Linked DNA regions of Homo sapiens: region 1 is linked to region 2. Evidence: chromatin loops called from intact Hi-C (ENCODE). Cell type or tissue: mammary epithelial cell. All regions are shown on one strand. Links, peaks and the distances in the headings refer to the core of each region. The heading gives the core; the rest is flanking DNA.

Region 1 (8,724 bases), core at 87-8,086, 69 kb after region 2:
AAATTTGATGTATTGGCCATTAGCCGCCTCCCCAATGACCCCCTCCCCATGCCACCCCCTAAAAGTAACCCAAAACAAAACAACAACCTTATGATGGCCAGGATGGCTGTATAAACGAGTTTGAAGAGAAGAAAGAGGGTGACACACAGAGATTTCTCAAGAGCAGAAGGGAGGCAGAGACAGGCTGACTTATTGTTGGTGATAGAAATTCATCTTATTAAGGAGTAATGAACGGTTTTGCTTGGGAATTAATCACCAAAGCCTTCTCCCTGGAGTAAGAAGAAATAGAAAATGCCAGAATAAAGGCGTGCTGGAGAGGCTGTGATGGCAGCTCTAGCAGAGGCTCCTGATGGGGGCTGCACACTGAAATCATGTAGGGGGGATTTTAAAAAGACCCATGTTCAGCTACGCCCCAGACTGATGACAGCAGAATTTCTGGGGTGGGACTCAGGTATCTGTACTTTTCTAAAGCTTCCTAGGTGATGCCAATGTGAGGCCCGGGTTGAGAACCACTGAGCTAGAGGGTCGCATCTAGCTCCTTGACCTTCTCCACCGTGAGGCAGGGGCAGGTGGTAAGAGCAGCCCATCTGCCTGTCACCCTGCCGAGCCTTCCGTGTATTTCCTGCTCAGCTGGCATCAGCCAAGTGGACACTTCTTTCTGGGGTCTTTCATTTCTTAGCCCTGTTTCCTCTCCTCTGGTGTTGGGGTGAAATGAGAGATTCTGGAAACTTTGGTGAGATCATTTTGAGTGTCTCTTCTATATAGAAAGACCTATACCAACTGTAAAAACAAATTTTTTTTTGAGACAAGGTCTTGCTCTGTTACCCAGGCTGGAGTGCAGTGGCATGATCATAGCTCACTGCAACCTCAACCTTCCGGGCTCAAGTGATCCCTCCATCTCAGCCTCCTGAGTAAGTGGGACAGTGGGACTACAGGCTTGTGCCACCATGCCCAGCTTTTTTTTTTTTTTTTTTTTTTTTTTTTTTTTTTTTTTTTTTTAGACACGGGGTCTTGCTGTGTTGCAAAGCAGCTCTTGAACTCCTAGGCTCAAGTGATCTTCCTGTCTTGGCCTCCCAAAGTGTTGGGGTTGCAGGCATGAGCCACCATGCCCAGCCTAAAAACAGACTTCTACTGCAAATAAATTGGTACAGCAGCCTTTCCTGAGCCTTAAAGCATTCCAGTTCCCAGAGGGTAGGGGTTCAGCATGATATGAGACACAGTGAGGCCCAGGTGTGGGTGAGTGTCTGTTTCATTCCTTACTTGGTGATAAACACAGTTGAAAGCTTGATGGTTTCTGTTCATATCAAAATGTCCTCGGGTCAAAACAAGAGTAAAGCGAGTGTGTCGGAATGTCCCTGGTAACAAAATGACTGTGTCAAATTGACGAGAATCCTCTTGAGAGAGGCCTAGGGGACAACTGGAGGCCTGAGTCGGAAACAGCCTCTGCCAGGGGGCCGCTCAAATCCATATCCTTCTGCTGCTGCATAGACCAAGCTTGTTCCCTGCGATCTACCTGTTCTCGCTTGAGTCTATAGCCACATTGAGATAAATTGCACAATGGATGCTGATCGGGGGGATGTTTTGAGAGCTGGGTCCATGCCAACAACTCCAGAGTAAACTGAAGGCAGCCAGCTGGGTGGGCACAAGCCTTCGTAAACCAGATCAGCTGTGGCTGCAACAGAGTCTCTAGGGGTCATGAGCAGCCTCATTCATACCAAGGAAAACCTCGGGCCACATCTGGGCAGAGGTTCTCCCCAGACCCCCCACGGCCCCCGTAATGACAAATACTTTTTGTCATTTGTAACTTTCCTTTATTTTCCTGAAATAGATTTTTAAAAAATCCTTATATTACTCTAACATTAATATAAATAGAAACTATAAGGAAAGGAATTGATAATAATACATTCCACTTAAAAAAATATAAAGGCTCAGGCATGTCTAACCAGACAACCTAACAAGGAGCTCAGAAGCTTGGACATACGTGTAAAGTCACTATGAATGGGACCACAAATGCAGACTGAACTTTTCCAATCACAAGTCGGATGCCATGAGCGGAGCCGCTGTTGACATGTATTTCTGAAATTGTGAACAGCTCTTGGGAGGGTTCTGAAATAAACTTGGTAGTTGCACTTCTGAAAATTTCAGTTTATATTTAAACAGTTCAAAAATGCTTCGTGTTTTTATGTAAAATGCAGTTTGTTTCTAAGCTTAGATGATTGTAAACATCAATATCCCAAGGACTCGAGAAAACTCTTCATTGTGTGGGTGGTCCCTCACGTTTCAGGACGTCTAGTGTCCCTGGTGACATTCCTGCATTATGGCTTCTAGAAATGTCTCCTTCCCCAAATGGTAGTTCTGTCCCCGCTGGGAATCAACTTACATGGATGGTGAGTCTTTGCTTCCTAAACCTCAGTCTGGCGAAGAGCTTGGTGCTCGACCTTCATTTCACCTTCTTTTCTTCTTCCTCTTCTTCCTTTTCTCAGAGGGCACCAGCAGCTCTCTGGCTTTCTTGGGGGTGGTCAGCTCTTCACTCATGGTGGTCTCCTCACTTCCCTTCCCTGCTGCAGTGGAGAAGGCTACTTTCTCTTCCAATGACCACTGATTTTTATTTGATTACCAGAAGACAGCAGATCTTGTCTTGAAAATCTTGGACCAGTTCCCCAATGCTGTGCTAGACAACTTGTGAGTGGCACTCCCAGATGTCACAACCAACAATCTCCTGAACACCTTCTCCTTCCAACTCAGCAATTACTGTTAGTTCTACTATCCTTAGGTCTAGCAGTGTAGAAGTGTTCTTCCCCTAATTTCTCTGAAATAGACTAAATAGTGGACATGAAATTTCTGCGTGTATAAGAATGACCTAGAAAGTGTGCATGAATTTCAGATTCTCAGGGCTTGCCCCCAGAGATGTGAATCCAGTGAGTGTGGGAGCCTGCATTTTTAACAAGCAGCTCCAGCCTGCACTTTTTGAGACACTGTCTGGTTCTGCAGATGGGTGTGGAGGTGATAAGGTCTTCATCAAAATAGACTGGGAGGGGTCCACCCCGGTAATTAGGGACTCCAAAGTGGATATCCACTTAGGGTCTTGCACCTTGTCTGGGACACTAATACACATGTATATGGCACGGGGGGTGGTGGAGGTCTGTGGCACAGACTTCTATGCATTCTCCCCTCCTTTTAGAACTTACCTCAGTTTTTTGCTGGGCACAAGACAGTCTGCCTGTATTAAAGACTACATTGTCCAGACTCCCTTTCAGCTAGGCATGGCCATGTGACAGAATTGTGGCCAATGGAATGTAAGCAGAAGTGGTGGCTACAACTTCCAGGAAGTGGAAGTTTAAGAAGAGGGGCTGTGCCCTTTTATTTCCTTTCTCTTTCCTACTTGCAGGAATAGGGTGTAGATACCCTAGGAGACCTCAGGAACAGAAGACACAGAAGATCTGCTGGATGGAAGCAGCCTGGGTCCCTGGCTCTGCAGTCTCCATAACTGCCTGGGATGTACTGACCAACTCCAGCCTTTGAGGGAATATTAGAGAGACAAAGACTTCCATCTTGTTTAAGCCACTGCTATTTTGTTTTGATTTTTTCAGTGACTCATAGTTGAAGCCAAAGTTTCCTAATACTTTGTCTCAGCTGAAAATGAACCAGCGCTCGGCTTAGGATTTAGCTGTCAGGAGAGCTGCCCAAAGGGTCTGAAGTTCCTTCTGGGCAATTGCTTCCCTTAAAGGAAGAACGCGGTCTCTCCCCACCCTGCACCCCATAGGAAGAGTGTCTGTGGCCATCAGTTCCCTGGCCACATTTCTTCTCTGTCCCTGCCTTTCCCACAGTTCACACACCCTAAGATTGAGTCTGGGGTCAGGTGGCTGGGGGTGATGGTGGAGGTCTAGATAAGCAAACCAGGCAGAAGAAAGGGGAGGGGTGTCAGGTGCTTCTGGCATTGGCTCAGGATCTGAAGACTTTGATGCATCAGCGGGGCCCAAGCTTCCGGTGAAAATGGGGTGCCCTTCCCAGATCCAAGGAGGGCCCCAGTGCCCCTGACACTCCCTTGGAGTAGCCTCAGGACAGCAGCCACTGCTTGCCAGGAGCTCACAGCCTCAGGAACACCAGCAACAGCAGGAGCACAGGAGTGGGAGGAGTCCCAGTGGGCAGCTTGGGGTGCTCCTGAGGGCACCTCACACATCCTTAGAGACCCTGAGAAGTAAGCCAGGGAGGCCATTCCAGGCCCTGCAAAACATCAGATGGAGCCGGGGCAGGAGGGACACCCAATCTCAGGGACGTGGCTTGGGGAATGCAGGCCCCTTGAGAAGCCTTGCTGGGTCTGTGTACAAGCTGGTCTGCCAGGCCACATGTGGACACCCCCCTGTGGAGGACGCGCCCCGCCAAGCTCTGCTCCAGCCACCTTCCCCCGCCCACTGCACACTTCCCCGGCCGCTGTCTGGTCTGAAGGACGTGTCTGTTTATAAGAGGCTCTGCTTGCCCTGGAGGTTCAGAGCATGCTTTTCCTTTTCCCTCTGCATGTGCGCACACCTCCGGCAGAAGCAGAGAAAAGGGCTTAATGACTCATGGAGACACATGCTTGGCAGCTTCTTCTGTTTCTTTTCATGTGCCAAACAAGACACCCATGGAAATGGCCCTGTGGTTTTTGAATGGAGGCCCTATAAAATCACAACATCTGATATTCCTGATCTAGGGACTTGCAGGAATCCTGAAGCTGAATTCCAGAGCAAGGTTTCAAAGAAAGCCTGCAGGAAGAGGCAGCTGTGACGGGGCTTGGCAAGCAGGCTGGACTGGTAGCACTTTTGTGGCTCCCTGTCAAGGGCGGTGGGGTTGGATGATGCCCTCTGGGACAGAGTTGAGGGTTGGAGCATTCTCTGAATATTTCAGGAAATCACCGACTGTGACCTCACGGCTCTTTGGCTGTGTGTTTTCATTAAGCTTAACCTGTGTCTGGACTGATGGAGAAACTTGTGGATTCCCCAGCAGAATACTCAGCTGGGGTTTTAGACCACAGGAAGCTATTTTCATGGTTAGAAAAAAAGGATCTGGGGCTGGGTGTTGGTGGCTCATGCTTGTAATCTCAGTACTTTGGGAGGCTGAGGCAGGAGGATCACTTGAAGCTGGAAGTTCAAGACCAGCCTGGGCAACATAGTGAGACCCTGTCTCTACAAAAAATTTTTAAAGATTAGCTGGGCGTGGTAGTGTGCACCTGCAGTCCTAGCTACTTGAGAGACTAAGGCAGGAGGACTGCTTGAGCCCAGGAGGTTGAGGCTGCTGTGAGCTATAATTGAGCCATGGCACTCCAGCCTGGGTGACAGAGCAACACCCTGTCTCTAAAAAAGAAAAAAAAATGCATAGCTGGTACCATCCTCCTGAGCCTTTCCTATCATATGTAGAGATCTCCTGGCAGCCCCTCGTGAGAGCTGTTCTTTCCTCTCAGAACTGTCTTTTCTGGACTAAAATGTCCAGGAGCTGCTTCCAGGTTGCCTGGGATACCAAATGGCTTAATAACCCTGATGAGGCTGAGAGAGTATAAAACGATGATCAAAAGGAGCATCTGCCCTCGAGATGTCCTCTGAGCTTGGCAGAAGATTTCATGTTTGAGCAAGTGAATCATCTGACCTGCGAGCCACCCTCTAAAAGCCAGGGTGTGAAAGAAATCAGGCCAGGTCAGAGAAATCAGGCTGCGGGCAAATGGGGATGCTAATAAAAATAGGAAACGTGACATTCCACTGTACCTGTGCTCTTATTCATAAATCCGAGTGCCTCCAGAACTGTGAGATGTTCAGGTGTTTGGAACACATGGAGCCCCCCCTTTCCGTTCCCCCCACACATGTCCGGTAATTTATCTACACATCTGACTATGCAGACCAAAGGAAAAGACCATCTCGGTCTAGCAATGACAAGGTGCAGAACACCTTACTCAGGCAAAACACCTTCCCTCTCTGGTTCTCAGTCTCTTCAGGTGAAAATGAGGGGGTCTGACTGGCTGTTCTGTGGGTTTCCTTTCAGTTCTCAATGCTTTATGACTCCAAGATTTTTTTCAGATCAATTTCTTGAGACAATCAAATATTGACTAAGGCAGGCGCAATGATAAGCACTGGAGATACACGGTGAATACGACGGTATCCCAGCTTCAGAGCCCAGTGGGTAACACAGGTGCAGAAGTCAATTCTTAGAACCCAGTGAGGTGAAGGAGACCAGAGTGACAGGCAAGTTGCTTATGGGCGCACAGAAGAGGGTGTTCTGCTGAGTGTTCAGGGCAGGACGTGGGTGCTGCGTCTGGAGGGTGGGTAGCAGGCCTCCTGCAGGTGGTCACGAGCTCCGACAGGGGATGGGAAGTGGGGGTCTGCACATTGTTCATTACGAAAGAGGAACGAGGACATTCCAGGACCTGAGGCTGAGTGGTGAGGGACCTTGTGGCACGATCAGATTTGTATTCTCAGGTCATCATGTGGGCAGCGTGGAGGCTGTTTTTTTTTTTTTTTTTTTTTTTTTTTTTTTTTTAAGACGGAGTCTCGCTCTGTTGCCCAGGCTGGAGTGCAGTGGCGCCATCTTGGCTCACTGCAAGCTCCGCCTCCCGGGTTCACGCCATTCTCCTGCCTCAGCCTCCCGAGTAGCTGGGACTACAGGCGGCCGCCACCACACCTGGCAAATTTTTTGTATTTTTAGTAGAGACAGGGTTTCACTGTGTTAGCCAGGATGATCTCGATCTCCTGACCTCGTGATCCGCCTGCCTCGGCCTCCCAAAGTCCTGGGATTACAGGTGTGAACCACCACGCCCGGCCGAGGCTGTTTTGGAGGAAGCAAGACTGAGAGCTTGGAGACCAGATAGCAGATTGTTACTGTAATCCGTGTGGAAGCAAGTAATAGCCTGTGCTAAGGAGGTGACGTAGAAGGAGGTGCGGGAGGAGGATGCAGCTGTGGGAGGAGGTGGGGTCTACAGGGCTTGGGTGGTTGATGGGATCTGGTGAGCGGGTGAAGCGCAGGAGTCAGGATGAGGCCTGGAGTTTAGACGACCAGCTGGACAGCGTAGCCATTGGCCTGGAGAAGGAAGAGAGAGGAAGAGCAGATTCCGGTATTGGGGTGGGTAGCTTACCTGTGCATTTGGGATCTGCTGTGATGAGGGTGACTGGAGGGCGCCCGGGTAAATGGATGTGTCCAACAGAGAGCTCAGGACATGCGCCTGTGCATTGGGAGACCGATGGGACCAAGACACAGACTTGGGGGTTGGCAGCACACAGTAGGCTGCATAGAGATGAAACTGCCTGAGGAAAGTGTGTGGAGGGAGAGGAAGGCACCCCCAGGCTGGGTCCTGGGGGTGTCAAGGTTTGGAGATAAACACTGGAGGTGACAGATACCCTAAACACCCCGACATGATCATCACACAGTCTAGGCATCCATCAAAACAGCACACGTACCCCATAAATACATGCACTTATTGTGTATCAATAAAAAAGATTCGCAGAGCAGAATGAGTAAGGATAGTTAACAAAGGAGACCCTCTCAGCCTAGAGGAGGACGGGGACCCAGGTATGACATGAAACCCAAGGGCCACAGTTGAGAGGGAGAGCGGCCGGACATCAAGCAGCACTGAGAAGATTCGGCAGAAGCAGCGGAATTGAGCGATGGACCAACACCATTCACCACCTCAGAGGGTGGAAGAGAGTCTCTGAGAGGAGGAAAGAGAAGAGAGAGTGCCCATGCTGTCCCCACTTTTTTAAGAGTTAGCAACAGTGTATTGTACATTGTATTTGTTTTTTTTTTCTTTTATTTTAAGTTCTGGGATACATGTGCAAAATGTGCAGGTTTGTTACATAGGTATACATGTGCCCTGGTGGTTTGCTGCACCTTTCAACCCCTCATCTAGGTTTTGAGTCCTGCACGCATTAGGTATTTGTCCTAATGCTTTCCCTCCCCTTGCCCCCCACCCCCCGATAGGCCCTAGTGTGTGATGTTCCCCTCCCTGTGTCCATGTGTTCTGATTGTTCAACTCCCACTTATGAGTGAGAACATACGGTGTTTGGTTTTCTGTTCCTGTGTTAGTTTGCTGAGAATGATGGCTTCCAGCTTCTCCATGTCCCTGCAAAGGACATTATCTCATTCTTTTTTATGGCTGAATAGTATTCCATATGTGCCACATTTTCTTTATCCAGTCTATCGTTGATGGGCATTTGGGTGGGTTCCAAGTCTTTGCTATTGTAAATAGTGCTTCAATAAACATACACGTGCATGTGTCTTTATAGTAGAGTGATTTATCATCCTTTGGGTATGCCATCAGAGTGAACAGGCAACCTACAGAATGGGAGAAAATTTTTGCAGTCCACCCATCTGACAAAAGTCTGGTATCCAGAATCTACAAGGAACTTAAACACATTTACAAGAAAAAAACAAACAACCCCATCAAAAAGTGGGCAAAGGCTATGAACAGACACTTCTCAAAAGAAGACATTTATGCAGCCAATAAACATATGAAAAAAAGCTCATCATCACTGGTCATTAGAGAAATGCAAATCAAAACCACAATGAGATACCATCTCGCTCCAGTCAGAATGGCAATTATTAAAAAGTCAGGAAACAATGGGTGCTGGCAAGGCTCTGGAGAAATAGGAACGCTTTTACACTGTTGATGGGAGTGTAAATTAGTTCAACCATTGTGGAAGATGGTGTGGCGATTCCTCAAGGATCTAGAGCCCATGCCCCTTTGAATAACATGAGCAGCTCTGC
Region 2 (8,724 bases), core at 366-8,365:
AACTGTGGAGGTAGACGTTTTCCAGTCCTGCCCTTTCTGTTTTCTGGTAATCCCAAATCACACCTGCTTGCTGCTTTTGGCACTGCTCTGCTTGGTCTCACTGTGTGTTTGTGGTGTGTGAAACATAACTCAATACAGAAACAGTTCCTAAAATGTTTAGTTTATCCAGTAGCTGGTGAAGCAGACAGCCCTGTTACCCGCTCCAGGAGAAGTGGAGCCTCCCTGGAACTCAGCAGCTCCCAGCGTGTTCCCTCCCAGCATGGTTCCTTCCTGCCCTCTGCTGGGGGTCACCACCTTTCCCTTACAGTGATTTCCTTTTATGGAGATAATGTATTGCTTTTCCATATAATTTCATCACCTAACAATGTATCCCCAAGCAAAGTTTTACCTCCTTTTAAACTTTACATAAATGAAATCATACTGATTGTGTTCATTTGTATCTTGCCTCTTTTGCTCAATGTATTTTAAGATTTATCCATGTTACCACATATATATACCACATATAAGGCTGCCACCTCACATTCATTTTTGTTACTGTGTGGTATTCTGTCATATTCGTTTGCTAGGGCTACCATAACAAATATCAAAGATTGGGTGGCTTAAACAACAGAAGTTAATTTTCTTTTTTTTAAAATTTTATTATTATTATACTTTAAGTTTTAGGGTACATGTGCACAATGGGCAGGTTAGTTACATATGTATACATGTGCCATGCTGGTGTGCTGCACCCATTAACTCGTCATTTAGCATTAGGTGTATCTTCTAATGCTATCCCTCCCCACTCCCCCCACCCCACAACAGTCCCCAGAGTGTGATGTTCCCCTTCCTGTGTCCATGTGTTCTCATTGTTCAATTCCCACCTATGAGTGAGAACATGCGGTGTTTGGTTTTTTGTTCTTGTGATAGTTTACTGAGAATGATGATTTCTAGTTTCATCCATGTCCCTACAAAGGACATGAACTCATCATTTTTTATGGCTGCATAGTATTCCATGGTGTATATGTGCCACATTTTCTTTATCCACATTATCATTGTTGGACATTTGGGTTGGTTCCAAGTCTTTGCTATTGTGAATAATGCCACAATAAACATACGTGTGCATGTGTCTTTATAGCAGCATGATTTATAGTCCTTTGGGTATATACCCACTAATGGGATGGCTGGGTCAAATGGTATTTGTAGTTGTATATCCCTGAGGAATCACCACACTGACTTCCACAATGGTTGAACTAGTTTACGGTCCCATCAACAGTGTAAAAGTGTTCCTATTTCTCCACATCCTCTCCAGCACCTGTTGTTTCCTGACTTTTTAATGATTGCCATTCTAACTGGTGTGAGATGGTATCTCATTGTGGTTTTGATTTGCATTTCTCTGATGGCCAGTGATGATGAGCATTTTTTTCATGTGTTTTTTGGCTGCATAAATGTCTTCTTTTGAGAAGTGTCTGTTCATGTCCTTCGCCCACTTTTTGATGGGGTTGTTTGTTTTTTTCTTGTAAATTTGTTTGAGTTCATTGTAGATTCTGGATATTAGCCCTTTGTCAGATGAGTAGGTTGTGAAAATTTTCTCCCATTTTGTAGGTTGCCTCTTTTCTCTGATGGTAGTTTCTTTTGCTGTGCAGAAGCTCTTTAGTTTAATTAGATCCCATTTGTCAATTTTGTCTTTTGTTGCCATTGCTTTTGGTGTTTTAGACGTGAAGTCCTTGCCCATGCCTATGTCCTGAATGGTAATGCCTAGGTTTTCTTCTAGGGTTTTTATGGTTTTAGGTCTAACGTTTAAGTCTTTAATCCATCTTGAATTAATTTTTGTATAAGGTGTAAGGAAGGGATCCAGTTTCAGCTTTCTACATATGGCTAGCAAGTTTTCCCAGCACCATTTATTAAATAGGGAATCCTTTCCCCATTGCTTGTTTTTCTGAGGTTTGTCAAAGATCAGATAGTTGTAGATATGCGGCATTATTTCTGAGGACTCTGTTCTGTTCCATTGATCTATATCTCTGTTCTGGTACCAGTACCATGCTGTTTTGGTTACTGTAGCCTTGTAGTATAGTTTGAAGTCAGGTAGCTTGATGCCTCCAGCTTTGTTCTTTTGGCTTAGGATTGACTTGGCGACGTGGGCTCTTTTTTGGTTCCATATGAACTTTAAAGTAGTTTTTTCCAATTCTGTGAAGAAAGTCATTGGTAGCTTGATGGGGATGGCATTAAATCTATAAATTACCTTGGGCAGTATGGCCATTTTCACGATATTGATTCTTCCTACCCATGAGCATGGAATGTTCTTCCATTTCTTTGTATCCTCTTTTATTTCATTGAGGAGTGGTTTGTAGTTCTTCTTGAAGAGGTCCTTCATGTCCCTTGTAAGTTGGATTCCTAGGTATTTTATTCTCTTTGAAGCAATTGTGAATGGGAGTTCACTCATGATTTGGCTCTGTTTGTCTGTTATTGGTGTATAAGAATGCTTGTGATTTTTGTACATTGATTTTGTATCCTGAGACTTTGCTGAAGTTGCTTATCAGCTTAAGGAGATTTTGGGCTGAGACGATGGGGTTTTCTAGATATACAGTCATGTCATCTGCAAACAGGGACAATTTGACTTCCTCTTTTCCTAATTGAATACCCTTTATTTCCTTCTCCTGCCTAATTGCCCTGGCCAGAACTTCCAACACTATGTTGAATAGGAGTGGTGAGAGAGGGCATCCCTGTCTTGTGCCCGTTTTCAAAGGGAATGCTTCCAGTTTTTGCCCATTCAATATGATATTGGCTGTGAGTTTGTCATAGGTAGCTCTTATTATTTTGAGATACGTCCCATCAATACCTAATTTATTGAGAGTTTTTAGCATGAAGGGTTGTTGAATTTTGTCAAAGGCCTTTTCTGCATCTATTGAGATAATCATGTGGTTTTTGTCTATGGTTCTGTTTATATGCTGGATTACATTTATTGATTTGTGTATGTTGAACCAGCCTTGCATCCCAGGGTTGAAGCCCATTTGATCATGGTGGATAAGCTTTTAGATGTGCTGCTGGATTCGGTTTGCCAGTATTTTATTGAGGATTTTTGCATCAATGTTCATCAAGGATATTGGTCTAAAATTCTCTTTTTTGGGTGTGTCTCTGCCCGGCTTTGGTATCAGGATGATGCTGGCCTCATAAAATGAGTTAGGGAGGATTCCCTCTTTTTCTATTGATTGGAATAGTTTCAGAAGGAATGGTACCAGTTCCTCCTTGTACCTCTGGTGGAATTCGGCTATGAATCCATCTGGTCCTGGACTCTTTTTGGTTGGTAAGCTATTGATTATTGCCACAATTTCAGCTCCTGTTATTGGTCTATTCAGAGATTCAACTTCTTCCTGGTTTAGTCTTGGGAGGGTGTATGTGTCGAGGAATTTATCCATTTCTTCTAGATTTTCTAGTTTATTTGCGTAGAGGTGTTTGTAGTATTCTCTGATGGTAGTTTGTATTTTCTCATAGTACCGGAAGCTAGAAGTACAAGACCAAGGTGTAGGCAGGGTGGTTGCACTCTGGGGCCTCTCTCCTTGGCCTATAGGTGGCCATCTTGTCCCGGCGTCTTCATGTGGTCTTCCCCTTAGGGGTTTTTGTGTCCTAACCGCTTCTTCTTATAAGGACACCAGTCATGTTGGATTAGAGCCCACCCATATGACCTCATTTTACCTTAATTACCTCTCCTGTCTCTAAATACAGTCACATTCTGAAGTACTGGGGGTTAGGAGTTGCCTAAAAATTTTGAGGGACATGGTTTAACCCATACCATCTATTATGTGATTATATCAAAATGTATCCATCATATTGTTTGGTGGACATTTTAATTATTTCTTGTTTTAGGCTATTATGAACAGTGCTACTGTGAACATTTTCATACATGTATAGTGGTAAGAATGCCAGAATGGAGCATTCCATCCTAGGAGTGAATTGCTAGGTAGTGCCGCACAGCTGCAGTATTAATAGATGAATTCAATATGTTTTCCAAAGTGCTTGTGTTGCAGGATCCTTGGTGGCACCTTTGCTGGAGTTTTGCTTGAGCCCAGCGTTCTGACCACTGGGCCTGGCAGGCTGAGCTCGGCTGGAGCTACTGGCCCTGATCCCACGCCGGCCAAGGGCAAGCCAGGCACAGAGTGGTGAGGGGTGCATGAGCAAGCAAGCACCAGGGTCCGGCCACTGTGCATTGCCAGGCACGCTGGCTATTGGGTAGTCTGACTTTTTCTTGCTGATTTTTAGAAATTCCTTAAATATTCTTGATACAAGTCTTTGGTTGCTTATATATGTTACAAATATCTTCTCAAACTCTGTAACTTATCTGTTTTCACTGTGTCGACAGTATCTTTTGATGAATAGAAGTTCCTCATTTTAATGTGGTCAGTTTATCAATCTTTTCCTTGTTGATTTTTTTTGAATATATGTCTTGAGAATACTTCCCTGAGGTCATTGAGATATTCTTCTCTGTTATAAAATACTTACAACTTTGCATTTAGATGTAATATATCTGGCACTGATTTTTGTGCACAGTATGATGTAGGACCTGATTTCATTTTTTTCCCTGTGGATAGTCAGCTGTTCTTACATCATTAATTGAAAAGACACTCCTTCCCCTCACGGCCTGAACCACCTCTGTCATAAATTCAGTGTCTGTAATTATGCTTCGGTCTGCTGCTGGGCACCCCGTTCTGTACTATTGATCTATTTGTCTATTTCCACAAGAGGGTCACACTGCTTTGAGTCCTATACCTTTGTAGTAAGTCTTAAAATCTGATAGAGCATTTCTTTCCACTTTGCTGTTGCTCTTCCAGAGCATCTTGGCTGTTCTTGGTTCTTTCCATTTCTGTGAACATTTTGGTATCTGCCCGTTAGTTTTTACAGATAGACCTTTTAGGAGGATCTTTATTGGAATGCTTTGGCTGTATAAGATCAATTGGGGGAGAATTGTCAATTTCATGAAAGACAAAACAAAATGAACCAAAAAGTAAACACTGGGGAACTGTTTTAGATGAAAGAAGGTGAATGAGACATAGTAACTGACTGCAATGTGTTATGGTTTGTAAAAGTTATAAAGGCTTGGGACAAATAGGGAAACTTTGCTTTGAATTGTGTATTAGACACTAATATTCCAGTATTAAATCTCCTGATAAGGGTGAGAAATGCTATGTCTACCTTTTTTCTTAGGAGATACATGCTGGGGAATTTAAGGTGAAGTGTTGTGATGCCTGCAGCTAGCGCTCAATTCAAAAAGTTGAGGGAGGAGAGATGACGAGCCAGCTAGAGTGATAATGGCAAAATGTTAGCAATTGGTGAATCTCAGTGAAAGGGAAATGGGTATTCATTGATTTTCTTTTCCTGTATATATGGCATTTTTCAAAATAAAAGTAGAAGAAAATTAAATTTCATTTTGTATCTCAGGAAATAGTAGAGCGCCAGATAAACTAGTAATGCATTATCTTAGTGTGCTGTGCTAAGCAGATTTGCCACTAAAAGCACTAGTGAAATGGCAAGCATGATTGGTTATTTTAAAAATTCTCTAGTATGTTTGAACTTATTCAGTTCACATTTAAATCATACTGGAACAGCAAATGTCTGTGGGCTGGCTCTCCAAGTAAAAAATACATTAATGAGCTTTTTGTGCCAATTACTGATTTTCAGGAAATGTTCTTTAAACTACTGATAAGAGTTCTGGAGATCCATGTCATACTAACAGGTGAGCAAAGTAATTCATAGGAGTTACACTTGATGCAGTGTAATTTTGTAACACCAGGCTAAGTATTTTTTTTTTGAGAAGCATTTCCGGTGCTTGAAAACTGATATTTATATTTTTCATGAAGAATCTCAGATTCTTTGTTCTCATAGTAGGTATCTTCACAGTCTTTAAAGAAAACCTAGGTGGTTTTTGGTGTTTTTTTTTTTTTTTTTTTTCAATTTTTAGTTACTGCAACAGAGGCACATAGGAATTTAAATGATTCCATGAGTCATGCAGTGAATTGGTAATAATACTAATGGACACACAGTTATTGACTCTTCTTTGCATTGGCCTCATTTTTCCCCCAAATGTTAATATGTCATTTCTCAGCAAAATTATTTGTAAAGTAAAACATCTAACAACACCACCAAAATCTTGTAACAGCAAAAGGAAGAGCTGAGCTTCTGAAGATCAACCTTCGTGAGGTCGAATTAGATCCTGATATTCAACTGGAAGATATAGCCGAGAAGATTGAGGGCTATTCTGGTGCTGACATCACTAATGTTTGCAGGTATTTTTTTAATGATCTGTGATTTTAGACATTAGTTATAGACTTCGCAGGAGGACTGGTCTTAAAGTCAATGTAGTTAGCCCAGTGTAGTTAGACATGAAAGCAGCTACCCATTTCTTTAAAATGGTTTCCCATTTGTCCCTTTTTTTTTACATATAACTTTATTTTTCATTGTGAGATGAAAATTATATAGCAGTGGTCGTTGATGTTTTTGATCTTTGGATTTTTAAGAAATTGTTGTGTCGGTGGCTTACGCCTCTAATCCCAGCACTTTGGGAGGCCGAGGCGGGTGGATCACGAGGTCAGGAGATCGAGACCATCCTGGCTAACACGGTGAAACCCCGCCTCTACTAAAAAATACAAAAAATTAGCCAGGTGTGGTGGCGGACACCTGTAGTTCCAGCTACTCGGGAGGCTGAGGCAGGAGAATGGCATGAACCCGGGAGGTGGAGCTTGCAGTGAGCCGAGATCGCGCCACTGCACTCCAACCTGGGCAACAGAGCGAGACTCTGTCTCAAAAAAGAAAAAAAAAGAAATTATTGTGTCTAACTCGATAATAATGACTTTGACAACCTAAGATTAGTTTAGCTTTGTGTTGGAGCCTTTCTGCATCAACCTAAAGTAATATTATTTAGTTTTTGTTGGCATTATTTAAACACATGCAAATGAGCAAAAATGATCAGCGTAAGCTGGGGAAGATACACGTTTAAAATTTTTTCAGTTTAGCGACATCATAAGTTTTAGACAGTTCCTGTCACTGCAGTTATTTTTTTTCTTATTTTTCTAACTGCACTTAAATTGACTTTAGTAGCCTTTCTTTAAAGCCACAGCATCTGTTTTTCTCACCTTTTCTGCTCGCATTTTTCCCATGTGCATCCAAGTTTAGTGGCATACAATAAGGTTGCAATAGTTCCTACTGCTACTATAGCAAAATATTTAAGAACTTGACATTTTTGTTGGCTTGGCCTTCCTAATAGCTTTTTTGTGATTATGAATTATCCTTTTCTTCCAGACCTTCATATTTATTTATAGTTGGTCAAAGAGAGCTGCACATGGGATCAAGAGAAGCCAGAGTTTATGCCTTCAGTTGCCTACAAATACTCCATGTAGGGAATTCCATGTCCACTATATGTGGATATTCATGTTTCAGAGGGAGTGATTCGTGTCTTTATTCCTCTATTTAGGCTGTAGACAAACTGGTCTGTGGTTTGAATTATCTTAACATTAGCCATATGTTCATTTCCAAGTGTACAATTCAGTATTTCAAAATTTGACTTCAGTTTCCTAAACTTCTTGGCTGTCTTTGAGGAGCAAGTGGAGAAAAGAAAATTCAGTACTATTCGAGCTTAACTTAGACTTTTAGGGTTCGTTAACTATACATTTCATGTTTTTGGTTGTTTGCATCCTGTCTTAACTTCTGCTGAACCCCCAGGATGTTTCTTAAGTGGAAAATTCTAAGAAGCCTCATAAAAACATATAAAATAATCTTTTGATTTTTTTTTCATAACTTTGTTACAATTGAAAGTGTTTAAAACATGTGCAAAAATTACTGTTGACTGATTTTGGTATATTTTTAGGGATGCCTCTTTAATGGCAATGAGACGGCGTATCAATGGCTTAAGTCCAGAAGAAATCCGTGCACTTTCTAAAGAGGAACTTCAGATGCCTGTTACCAAAGGAGACTTTGAATTGGCCCTAAAGAAAATTGCTAAGTCTGTCTCTGCTGCAGACTTGGAGAAGTATGAAAAATGGATGGTTGAATTTGGATCTGCTTGAATTTCTGTCAGCTCTTTAATTTCTGGTATTTTTGTTGATAAAATACGAAGAAATTCCTGCAATTTTTAAAAAACAAGTTTGGAATTTTTTTCAGTGGAGTGGTTTTCGCTTAAAGGAAAAAAAAATCTAAAACTGCGAAGAATACTAAATGTAGTTGAGAAATAATTGATGGCGAGAGTTTGCTAGTCTCCCTCCCCGGCTTTGTGCTGGTATTCCACGTATTCCTGCATTAATATTGCACACCCAAACCAGTCTATCAGGGAGGCTGAAGCAAGGGCGCAGTGTGATATTTTAGGAATACAGAAGATTTAGAAATACCCCTATTTCTCATTTGCAGTTTTTTTTTCCAATTCTGTGCTCTGTCAACATGAGGGACCTATCTATGTATGTTGACTTTTAACATCAAAATTGGATTTGTGTCAAACATTCATTGTTAAGAGAAGAATGACAGTATATTTTGGAGGAAATAATGAATTTACTAATTAAACCTTTAGAATTTATGACTTACTGTTAGAGTCTGTCATATGGTTAGAATTTTTACTTCCGCTACCCCTGCCATTTCTTCTGCTAGCTACTTCATAATATCTTGAGCTTTACTGAGGAATATTCTCACGCTCTGTGGTATTTGAATCATTTTGCCAGGTCATTTCTCTGTCTTTAGTATTTTTTGCTGGTGCTTCTTACATTTAATATG

What was found. Hi-C counts contacts between places; a loop is a spot of excess contacts. Peaks named below come from ENCODE experiments on the same cell type or tissue, not always from the same donor. Only the 100,000 strongest peaks of a DNase experiment are listed, where the experiment ranks them.
Region 1: it touches region 2 in a loop (2.9-fold over the local background); 2 of 110 quality-filtered maps call a loop at or near these places.

What each region holds. Positions count from the first base shown.
Region 1 is chr13:30,138,766-30,147,489 of GRCh38, reverse strand. No RefSeq gene overlaps it. Among named protein-coding and RNA genes, the nearest start is that of LINC00384, 9.9 kb to the left of the region's middle. RefSeq lists an enhancer at 1,036-1,465. In mammary epithelial cell, for the core only: no CTCF peak of the experiment used is centred there; DNase peaks (open chromatin) are centred at 4,559 and 4,919; H3K27ac peaks cover 905 bases.
Region 2 is chr13:30,207,846-30,216,569 of GRCh38, reverse strand. It overlaps KATNAL1 (katanin catalytic subunit A1 like 1), which reads left to right. Exons shown (of 11, transcript NM_032116.5): 10 at 6,128-6,254; 11 at 7,832-8,724. The coding sequence ends at 8,030. Among named protein-coding and RNA genes, the nearest start is that of LINC00385, 58 kb to the right of the region's middle. In mammary epithelial cell, for the core only: no CTCF peak of the experiment used is centred there; no DNase peak of the experiment used is centred there.